Regions from separate parts of the Homo sapiens genome. Here region 2 is linked to region 1. A link is a loop called in an ENCODE intact Hi-C map of the cell type or tissue named here. Cell type or tissue: dorsolateral prefrontal cortex. All regions are shown on one strand. Each heading gives the region's core, and the rest is flanking DNA. Links, peaks and the distances in the headings are about the cores only. Region 1 has its middle 110 kb from the start of NKX1-1. Region 2 overlaps UVSSA (UV stimulated scaffold protein A).

Region 1 (8,582 bases), core at 2,776-5,275:
GGGTGAGGGAGGAAGAAGTGGGGGAGCTCCGTTTAGGGCTCTCCCTCCCTCCCTTCCTCAGGGAGCTCCTGGGTACCTGGGCCTCCGGGCCTCCTCTGCACTCCACCTGGAGGGACAGCAGCACAGGGGCTGTCTCTGGAGCACCGTGGCAGCCTCAAACAAGATGTTCCCTCCAGCAGCAGCTTGCTTGCCTCCCATTGGTCAAGAGCAGACAGCCCATGGGGTCTCCTTTTAAAAGCAGGGAAACTGAGGCCAGGGAGTGAGGTATATACTCCCCCAGGGCAAGTAGCAGACCTGAGGCTCGAGGCCGGCCCTGGGCCACATCCGTGGCACCCTGGAGGTGGAGACAGCAGGCAGGGCACAGGCATCAGGGGCTGGGCATGGATAGTGGAAGGGGGAGACCATGCTCAGAGCCCAGGCCCTGCCCCAGAGGCCCACACACCAGACCTGACCCTCCCCCGTCTCAGCCACTGTGCAGTCCTGGCTGCCCCCATCCTCTGTGGGCTCCGTGCTGCCCCTCGTCCCCGGGGTGTTCCCTGCCCATGCCTGCTGGCTGGGATTCATTTATCTCGGTATCTGCACATCCCCTAGCTTTTGGGGCTCGGGAGGGAGGCCCAGCTTCAGTGCCAGGGAGGAGTGGAGAGGCTCAAGGCCTTCCAAGGGCTGCGGGTTCATCCAGTGCTCACCTGCCTGTCCTATGAAGGGACACGAGCAGCTGACCAGGGACAGCAGGGCAGCCCCAGGGATGGGCTCCTTTTAAAAAAACAGCTTTATCAAAGTATCATTGGCATACAACAAACCTCACATATTTAACATGTACAATGTTATGGGTTTTGACATGTGTCCATGCGTCCATGCCAGCAAGAACATCCCCAGGACCCAGGACACAAACATTCTGGTCACCCCCAGAAGTCATTTCTGTCCCTTCCTGACACCTCCTCTCCACCTTTCCTCTGAGCCCGGCAACCACTCATCTTTAGTCACTGTAGATTAAGTTTCACTGTCTAGAATTTTGTACAAATGTACACTTTTCCCCTCTGGCTTCTCTCACGCAGCACAATTATTTTGTAATCCATTCATGTCGTCTTGAGTAACAGTAGTTCTGTTTTGTTGCTGAGCTGAGCAGTACTCCATTGTGTGGTTATGATACACAGTGATACAGTTTACAATTCACCTTTTGATGGACATATGGGTAGTTCCAGTTTGGGGCTGTTACAGATAAAGTTCAATGCACTTCAAGTATAAGTCTTTGTGTGGACATGCACTTTCATTTCCCCTGGGTAAATGCCTAGGAGTGGAATGGTGAAATTGTAGGGTAGATGTATATGTAATTTTTAAAGAAACAGCCGAGCTGGTTTCTAAACTGGCGGTTCGACTTTACTCCCCACCGCGATGCACGCACACTCCCCCGTGTCCTCACCTGCACTTGGCAAGGTTGGTCTTTGTAATTTCAGCTGCTCCAATAGGTGCACAGTGGCAGCTTTGTGCGGTTTTAACCTGCGTTTTCCTGATAATTAGCAATGTCGAGCATCTTTTCATGTATTCACTTACCAGCTGTGTATCTTCTCTGGTAAGAACGTCTCCTCAAATCTTTGGTGTGTTTTGAATTGGGTTGTTTCTCTTAGTATTAATTCGTAAGAAATTTTCCACTGCTTTTTCAAATTGAACTATAACATGACATTAACCATTTTAAAGCATGCAATTCTGTGATTTTTAGTGTATTTATAAGGTTGTGAAACCATCATCGCGGCCTAATTCCAGAACATTTTCCTCACCCTGTGAAAGTTGATCTTACAAATTGGGTCATTCTTGTCACACCCAACTACATGAGAGTAGGAGGCTGAGGGAAAAGCACTCGGGGTGCAAGACATTCCTCTAGGAATGTGATTCTCTGCAAGTCCAGCTGCTGAAACTGCTGTCACCTGAAGGCAGCCTCATCTGCAGCAACTGCGATCAGGGCCGCAACTCCGGGGCCGACTTTGCCCGGCCTGGCCCAGCAGTGGGGACTTGCGGGCCCGAGCTTTTCCAATGCCCGACGTCCTCGGGGCCACAGGTGACCTTCCTGTTTCCTGAGCTGCAGCCTTGTTTTTATTCTCAGATGGGGAGCGCCCCTGGTCTGAGTGTGTGCCCCGAACTGCAATTCCTTCCTCTCAAATAAAACACACGAAACATAGAGATTCATCTACGTTTTATTTTGACTTCGACAAAGAGGAAGCCCTGTTCCCATTCCGCAGTCGCTGCCTGCTCTCCGCCCCAGTCCCTGCCACCAGGAGTCTGCACTGGGCCTCCGGAGACCACAGCCACTTGGGAACCGGAAAGGAAGGGGGACAGAACAGGAATGGCCATCCCGGAGCTGGGACTGGCTGTCGCTGGGCCCGAGGTTTTCAAGGGTTCCGGAGCGCGGCCTCCGTGGCTGGGCCTCAGAGACTAACAGACTCAGGCTGCCCGCGCCCCAGCTCAGCGCCCAGGGTCCCACGACCGCCATCAAGGCAGCTGGGGCGGCCTCGACCCCTGCCCCATTGGATGCTGTGGCTCCCGCCCCAGAGCGGTCCCCCAGCCCCGTCAGGAGGGCCGCCAATCACAGTGCCCCATCTCTCCCACCGCAGGGATTGGTCTAGGGCCAGGCACATGGCCTAAGCTGTCCAATCACAGTACCCCATCTTTACGACCACAGTGATTGGTCCAGGAGTGGGCACATGGCCCAGGCCATCCAATCATAGTGCTCCATATGTCTAACCACAGTGATTGGTCCAGGGACAGACACATGGCCTAGGCTGTCCAATCATGGTGCCCCATCTGTCTAACTATAGTAATTGGTCCACACATGGGCACATGGCCTAGGCTGTCCAATCATAGCTCCATAGGGAGGAGGAACAGAGCGGGCATAGGGAGGAAGGGAGTAGGGGAGGAGAGGGAAGGCGAAGGAGAGAGGGAGGAGAGGAAGGGTGGGGGGTGGATGGGGGAGGTGAGAGGGAATGAGGGAGGAAGGGCAGGGTAGCGGGACAGGGGAGGGTGGGTGCTTTGCAATTTAATAGGGTGCCAGCACCCAAGGCCTCCCGAAACTCTCCTTTCCAGGGCAGAGACCGTGGCTCCAGCCCACACAGGCCCCGAGGGAGTTCTGGGCGCAGCCCTCCCATCCACGCCCCTGCAGGGCAGCCAGCCACCTGCCAAAGTGGGGCTTCGCCCACCCTCAGGGCCTGATTTATAAGGTGTCTTGCTGCTGGTCATTTGCTTTCTCCAAAGCCTACAGAAATCTAATTGCTGTTTGAAGAAAAAAAAAATGCCCTAAATAAAGCAGTTAATTGCAAGCAGCAGCTCCTTTAGGCGCAGCCTTGCGGTCCTGGAGCTGCCGGCCATGGACCCCGAGCGGGGCGCCGGGGTGGGGCCTGGGCCGCAGACAGATCGGGGATCGGGCCGGGGGCAGCTGGGGTGGGCTCAGCAGAGCAGTCCCTGGCCCCGCGGTTAATTGAAATAACCGGGTCAATACACGGCCGCCGGGACCCAGCCCCATTTGATCTCTCTCCTGGGCAGATTAATTAAGTGTTATCAATTAGCGGCCCTGGGTAAAGGGCCACACTGTCAGGCCTGATGGGGACCGAGCGCGCCACAGGTCCGGGCCGATGTCCGTGGGGGCGACAGGCCTGCCAGGCGGGCTTCAGCGGGGAAGCCAGGGGTCAGGGACCAGGTCCCTGGGGCAGCGCCAGTGCGGGCAGTCCCCGAGCCTTGGACAGCCCAGCACGGGTCCAGCCCCGGCCCCAGCACGGCTCCTGCACCGCCCCAGGACGTCCCCTGCATAGCCCAGGACAGCCCAACGCCGCCCAGCAGGGCCCCAGGACAGCTCCAGGACGGCCCCAGCATAGCCCAGCACGGCCCCAGCCCGGCCCCCGCACCCCCTCCCCCCGACCCGCCCAGCACCGCCCAGGAGGGTCCCAGCACCGCCCAGGAGGGTCCCAGCACCGCCCAGGAGGGTCCCAGCACCGCCCCAGGAGGGTCCCAGCACGGCCGCAGGGCACGCGGCGCTGTGGAGCGCATGAGCGGGGTGCGCCCTAGGGTGCGGCCCGCGCTGGCAGCCCCAGCCCGACTGCCGACCGCCGCTGCCGTAGAAACTGGGCCCATCCGCGGTGCCGGTGCAAGGTGCGGCCGTGGGGAGGCGGCGGGGCCGGGCCGCCGGGAGCTGGGAGCCGCGGCCACATCGGTGGAGCAGGGCGAGGCGCCACCTGGCGGCGGGCCCTCCCCTCCCGTGCGCGGCGCCGGAGCCGCTGGGGCCCCTTCCCGCTGCCGCAGCCCGCCTGGAGGTCCCCGCCCTCCAAGTCCCTGCCCGCCAGCCTCTTCTCCCATCATGGCGCCGTCGCCTGCAGCCTCTCTGGACACTGAACGTCATGTTCAGCCTGGACACTCACAAATGGTCTGGCTCCCCACACCCCAGGCTGCCCACACAGGCACCCCTGCTGACCCCGGCAGGGCCCGGGCTTCCGGCCTTCTTTATAGGACCAGAACAGCGAGGGGGACTGAGGAGTGAGGGCTGCCTGAGCCCGGCCTTCTTTATAGGACCAGAACATGGAGGGGGTCTGGGGAGTGAGGGCTGCCTGAGCCGGGTCTCTGGAAAGCAGTCCTTGAGGCTCAAGGGTGAGGCTGGGAGGAAGCTCTTCCCTCATCACCCCACCCTTCCTACCTCTCTTTGCTGGTCCCAGCTGGGTGGCCATACTCTTCCATCTTGGACTAAAGAGCCCTCCAGGGAACATGGGCCAGCACACGCCTGTCCTGAGCCTTGGAGCAGCTGGAGTTCGACAGACTTGGCCTCAGCTCGGTTTTTGCCATGTCTGCTGGGTGGCCGTAAGGAAGTTGCTCCAGCTCTGAGTCCCAGTTTCCTCCTCTTGCATGACTGTTCTGATTATTAAGAGACCAGATGTGAAAAGAGCTGTGGACCAGGAAGAAAGGAGATGATGATTATGGCAATGGCTATGGTGGAGGTGATGAGGATGATGGTGGTGGTGATGGTGATGATGGTGATGCTGGTGGTGATGATGATGGTTGATGATGATGGTGATGGTGATGATGGTTATGGCTGATGGTGATGGTCATGATGGTGATGGTGGTGATGGTGATGATGGTGATATGGTAATGGTCATGATGGTTATGGTGGTGATGATGGTGATAGTGACAATGATGATGGAGGTGACGTTGGTAATGATGGTGGTAGTGATGGTAGTGATGATGGTGATGGTGGTTGATGGTGATGGCAGTTGATGGTGATGGTCATGATGGTGATGGTGGTGATGGTGATGATGGTGATATGGTAATGGTCATGACGGTTATGGTGGTGATGATAGTGATAGTGACAATGATGATGGAGGTGATGTTGGTAATGATGGTGGTAGTGATGGTAGTGATGGTGGTGGTGGTTGGTGGTGATAGTGGTGATGGTGATGATGGTGATGGTGGTGACACTGAGGTGATGGTGGTGGTAGTGGTCATGATGGTGGTGGTGATGGTGGTGATGATGGTAATGGTAGTCATGGTGATGGTGATGGTGATGGTGGTGATGATAAAGGTAGTGGTGATGGTGGTGGTGATGACAATGATGGTGATGGTGATGATAGTGGTGATGGTGGTAATAGTGATGACGATGGTGGTGGTGATGATGGTAACAATGGTGATGGTGGAGATGGTGATGGTGGTGATGGGGATGATAGTGGTAGTGACGATGGTGGTGGTGATGATGATGGTGATGATGATAGTGACAGTGATGATGGTGATGGTATTGGTGATGGTGATGATGGTGATAGTGATGGTGGTGATAGTGATGGTGGTGGTGGAGATATGATGGTGATGGTGATGGCGGTGATGTTATTGATGGTGATGGTGACAAAGATGACACTGGTGATGGTGGTGATGACGGTGATGATTATACTGATGTGATGATGTGATATTGATGGTAGTGACGATCATGGTGGTGGAGATGATGGTGATGGCGGTGATGATGGTGATGGATGGTGGTGGTGGTGATGGTGATGATGGTGATGGTGGAGATGATGGTGATGGTGATGGTAATAATGACAGTGGTGATGGTGGTGACAATGGTGGTGATTGTGATGGTGGTGGTGGTGGTGGAGATGATGGTGCTGGTGATAATAATGACAGTGGTGATGGTGGTGATGATGGTGATGACTGTGATGGTGATGATGGTGATGATTGTGATGGTGATGATGATGATGATTGTGATGGTGGTGATGGTGATGATTGTGATGGTGATGGTGATGATGGTGATGACTGTGATAGTGATGGTGATGATTGTGATGGTGATGGTTGTGATGGTGGTGATGATGGTGATGGTGATGATGGTCATGATGATTATGGTGGTTAGTTGTATTACTTATCTATTGCTGTATAACAAATTGCCTGAAAACATAGTAACTAAAAATCACAAATATTTATTATCCTGCGCGGTTACTGAGGGACCCTCGGAAACTTGAGAGCAGCCTAACTGTGTAGTTCTGGCTCAAGGTCTCTGGTGAAACTGCAGTCAAGTTGTCAGCCATGGTTGTAGGCATCTCAAAGCCTGACTGGTGGTAGATTCATTCCCAAGAACATCCCGAGGCTGTTGGCAAGCCACCGACGTTCACTGCCTATACCCCAGGGATGTCGGTTTCCTGCCTCTATGGGCTTCTCCATAGGCTGTCTGAGTGGACTCACTCCAGCCACTGGCTTCCCCCAAGGGGAAGTGATGAGAGAGAGATAGGGTCAGGGAGGGGAGGAAGGCGAGGGAGAAATCCAGCCAGCACCCAAGACAGAGGCATGCTCTTTTCTACAGCCTCCTCTCAGAGGAGCTGCCTCCCCACCTGCCACATCACCCAGAAGCATTGCTAGGCGCAGCCCCGCTCCAGGGGAGGGGACTCCGTAGGGGTGTGCATCCCTGGGGCCATCTCAGAGCTGCCAGGCAGACACTGTGATGAGGAGAATGCAGAAGGAGCAGAGAGTGTCTTCTGGCTTCAGCCCCCTCCAGCCAGGAGGAAGAGGTCAGAGACCCCACACAGTCCCTGTGGACTCCAGGTCTCACACCTGACTTAGAAAAAAGAGAAATTCTTGGGCCACACCAGGGGCTTCTTGTGATTTGCTTCTTCCTGCTGGGGCCTGAGTCCCTCTGAAGTGTTCTGTGAGTTGTGGCTGTGTTCACGTCTCTCCGTCAGCCAGACTGTGGGTGCCGTGTCCCTGAGCCTGGGCCTCCCTCCGGCCTTTTGCGATCTGTGCATTCCCTCCAGACGGCAGCTCCTCACTCCCAGGGCCCCTCTACTGGGGCACCAGCAAGGAGGGAGGCAGAGGGGCCAGGCACTGAGTAGGGGAGGGGCTGGCAGGGACCCTCTACCTGGCCCCTTGGGAAGGACACAGACCCAGATGGAGCCTGTCCCCTCGACACCTGGCCTGGGCCCCTCCCCAGCTCTGCTGGAATAAATCCTCCTGTAACAACCTCCCGCTGCTGTCCCAGCGTCTGAAGAATGAACACAGCTCCCCATAACTTTCCAGGCGCTATCCGATGGGACAGTTTGTAATAAAATTGCTTCTAAAAACATATTTGCAAGTCGCCACCACATTTTTTAAGCAGAACAATCTCTCGCAGAGGCTCTTCGTCTCCGTGATTAAGTAGCCGGCTTTCTTACATAGATTTTGCTATATGCGTCTTCACCAGGCTGAGGAAACGCTGTCTCTTCAGCGGTTTCCTTTAAAAAGTGTTTTGACGTGTGATTTACGGGGTTATCTGATGCGTCCTCTCCTGGAGTGGGTCAACAGTGAGGGAAGGGGTGCCCTCGGGGTGTATCTGTAAGCCAGGCTGGCTGGGCCAGGACTCACCTGAGGCTTGAGGGGTTCAGCATGTGGGGTTCAGGTCCCCTGCTCCTGGTGTCCCGCTGGCCTTCTCCCTCTCAGCCCCAGGCATCTTCCTGGGCCCTCTGCCACCCCTCCTCAGGGGAGGGAGGCAGCGGGGAGTATAGTATAGCATCTCTGCACCTAGCTGTGTCTGAGGCCACCGCTGGCCTTGGGTAACAGCGACGATCCTGCCCCTGGAGCTGGACCACGGGAGGGTCCGCGCCCTTCTCCCATGCAGTGAAGTCAGCCAGCAGTGGCCAGAACAGGCTCCAGCCCTCCGCCCACCAGCAGCCACAGGTGCCACCCACCTGGGCTAGCCCTGGGTGGAGACGCTTGCTCTCTGCAGTGTCAGGCACTGCGGCTGTTCAGGGCTGTCCTGGGCATCTAGGCAGAACCCCCCGGCACACCCACACCATGGTGGCTCTGGGGAGCGACTGGCCCCCAGTGGGTGACTGGGGTCAGACCCTGTGGCCACTGTGACCCACAGAGCTCCCACCAGGGGTCTCAGGGACACCCACCACCTGTCACTGGGTCGCTGATATTTGCTTCTGTAAAAGTGTCAGCCAGTTGAAATGAAACTTTTGTTTCTCGCCCTGTCTTCACGACATCTTCTCAGACCCCTCACTCACTCCTGTGGGACAAAAACTGCTCCTCACAGATGAGCCCCCCACCCCCTGGCCGACAGTTAGGGCTGAGCCCAGAGACCCGGGTGTTGAGGACTG
Region 2 (2,500 bases), core at 1-2,500, 160 kb before region 1:
CAGCCACACCCCAAGCCCACTCAGCCTCAGCAGGACCTGCCTCCCCAGCGAGGGCTTCCTGTGAGCCCAGGGTCATCACCATGGCAGAGGGGACAGTGCAGCTGTCGGGTGTTGCCCGGCTGCCGTGTATGGTAGCTGAGCAGAAGTGCTGAGTGCTGTGCGCGCCTCCAGGAAGCCACCAGTCAGGCTGTCCCCCCCGTGACTCCTTCTAGGGAGTCATCAGCAGTGCGGCACCTGTCCTGGCAGGCACTGTATCCACCAGAGGAGAGACCCTCGGCAAACCCTCAGACGGCCAGGAGGGTCAGCGCGGGCACTGGTGCCCACTTGGGGTGAAGACTTGGGTTACTGTCTGCTGGGCCTTGCGAGGGGCTTGGGAGGGTCATGGGGGCACTGCACTTCCCTGAGCAGGGAGCACGGGGTTAGAAGGGGCAGGGCTGCCGCGAGGGGCTGGAGGCTGGAGGGAGGTTTGGGGTGCCTCTGGTGGGTGAAGCTGGGAGCAGAGACCGTCGCATTGGGTGTGTCGGAGCCGTTCGAGGGTGGGGGTGCCCAGCACACTGCTGTGCCAGGGACCTTGAACTGGCTGAGCATGGAATGGAAATCTGGGCCTCGGTGCCTGGAGGGGCCTGAGAGCTGGGGTCCTCTGCAGACGTCCTCGGCAGCACCCAGCACAGTCGGGCCTTAGGACTGGAGGTACACAGCGGCCACCCTGAGCTCCCACAGCAGTGCTGTCTCTCAGGCACCTCTCCCTTCAGGAACCCAAGCCCTGAACCCCAACACCCCTGAGCTCGGACCCCAAATCCAGCCCTGGCCTAGGAGATGGTGGCCTTTTGGCTCTCCCCACTTTAAGGAAAGCTTTGGGGTGGAAGTGACACTGTGCTCCTTGCTGAGGAAGAGGTTGGGTTCCACAGCAGCAGACGTGCGGGGCCTTGGAAGTTGGGGGGTGGGGAAGCTCCTCTCGATTAAATGCTGAGCCTGTCGTTTTCCCCAGGTCAGTGGCCCCGCGTCCCCAACGTGGTGGTGTGCAGCCCCCCCAGGGGCCAGCAGAGGGCGAGCTTGCTTTTCTCCTTTAAGTCCGAAACTGACTCCCGGAGAATTTATAGACATGTGGGAGCCCACTGGCCTCGCCGCTGGTGTGTGGCCGCGTTTGTGGGTGCTGGTCAACACCTTGCTCCACAAGGAAATACTTCTGTGAGTTGTGACGAAAATATACTTTTTGCAATGCGAAAGGATGCTGGTCTAGGCTTGGGAGGAAGATGGTGAGTGCCGTCAGCATGTCAAGATCAGGGTGAGCCCACTGCCCATGCCCAGCACACTTGGGCCCACAGGATGGCAGCCGCAGGACCGGGCCCCTATGCCAGCCCCTGTCACTGTTGCCTAGTGGGCTGCGTGGGGGCTGCCGGCTGGGGTCACGGGCACTTCCCTGTGGCTCACATTGAGGCCCTTTCAAGGTCACTGCCCGGTCTCCACGGCATGGGCAAGGCTTGCTGGAGCCTCACGCTGAGACCCTGCACCAGGCACTGCACCGGTGCACCTGCTGCCCTGGACTCACCTGGCACGGCTTCTGCAGTCTGCAGACAGTTTTGTCTGAAGGTGGCCGGTGGGCCTTTGCCTGGCAGTGGCAACCCCTGGGTCAGCTGGCTTATTGGTGAGGGTCCACAGAGCAGAGCGGGGCTGATGGGTGGCATGGTCTGGTCTCATCAGGCCTGGGCCCCTCCAGCTGGTTATTGGTGAGGGTCCATAGAGCAGAGCGGGGCTGATGGGTGGCATGGTCTGGTCTCATCAGGCCTGGGCCCCTCCAGCTGGTTATTGGTGAGGGTCCATAGAGCAGAGCGGGGCTGATGGGTGGCATGGTCTGGTCTCATCAGGCCTGGGCCCCTCCAGCTGGTTATTGGTGAGGGTCCACAGAGCAGAGGGGGGCTGATGGGTGGCATGGTCTGGTCTCATCAGGCCTGGGCCCCTCCAGCTGGCACAGTCCTTTAGTACCAGCAGCAGTGCTGGGGCTGGGGCAGCCAGGTGGCTCTTCTTGGCCTGAGATTCTGGCAGTGGAACCTTCTGGAATGCCTGGTGCTACCCCTGCCTGCATCTCACAGCTCTACAGCATCTGGGATGCCCTCCAAGTGGGGTTGGCTGGTGGAAGTGAATCTGGGCAGCCTCCGGGACTGCTGGCAGCTCGGCCTGCTTGGGTGAGGATGAGGAGCTGCCGTTCCCCGAGTCAGGACTCTAATTCAGCGCGGCCACGGTACCAGCGAGGCCTGCAGGCTCCCAGCCATGGCTGACTTGCACCCACATCTCCACCTCACCCTGGTGGATGCAGACTCCCCCTGTGTGCCAGGGACCCTGCGTGCTCTTCATGAGTGTTCAGCTCAGCCTGGCTCCTGCCGTGTGTGGGCTCAGGAGTGCTGGCCTCCCAGACCTCTGCAGGCTGCAGGCTCCTGCTGGCCGTGCCCTTCTGGAGGCAGCACTAGCCCCTCCTGCCTCAGGGATGCTATATTCAGGGCCT

The links. Peaks named below come from ENCODE experiments on the same cell type or tissue, not always from the same donor. Only the 100,000 strongest peaks of a DNase experiment are listed, where the experiment ranks them.
Region 2: it touches region 1 in a loop (3-fold over the local background); 41 of 110 quality-filtered maps call a loop at or near these places.

What each region holds. Positions count from the first base shown.
Region 1 is chr4:1,509,133-1,517,714 of GRCh38, forward strand. No RefSeq gene overlaps it. Among named protein-coding and RNA genes, the nearest start is that of NKX1-1, 110 kb to the left of the region's middle. RefSeq lists an enhancer at 2,923-3,573. In dorsolateral prefrontal cortex, for the core only: CTCF peaks have their summits at 4,218 (motif pointing left) and 4,417; a DNase peak (open chromatin) is centred at 4,109; H3K27ac peaks cover 1,179 bases; H3K27me3 peaks cover 1,899 bases.
Region 2 is chr4:1,355,348-1,357,847 of GRCh38, forward strand. All of the region lies in intron 7 of UVSSA (UV stimulated scaffold protein A), which reads left to right. Among named protein-coding and RNA genes, the nearest start is that of UVSSA, 9.4 kb to the left of the region's middle. In dorsolateral prefrontal cortex, for the core only: CTCF peaks have their summits at 1,047 (motif pointing right) and 1,255; DNase peaks (open chromatin) are centred at 1,054 and 2,127.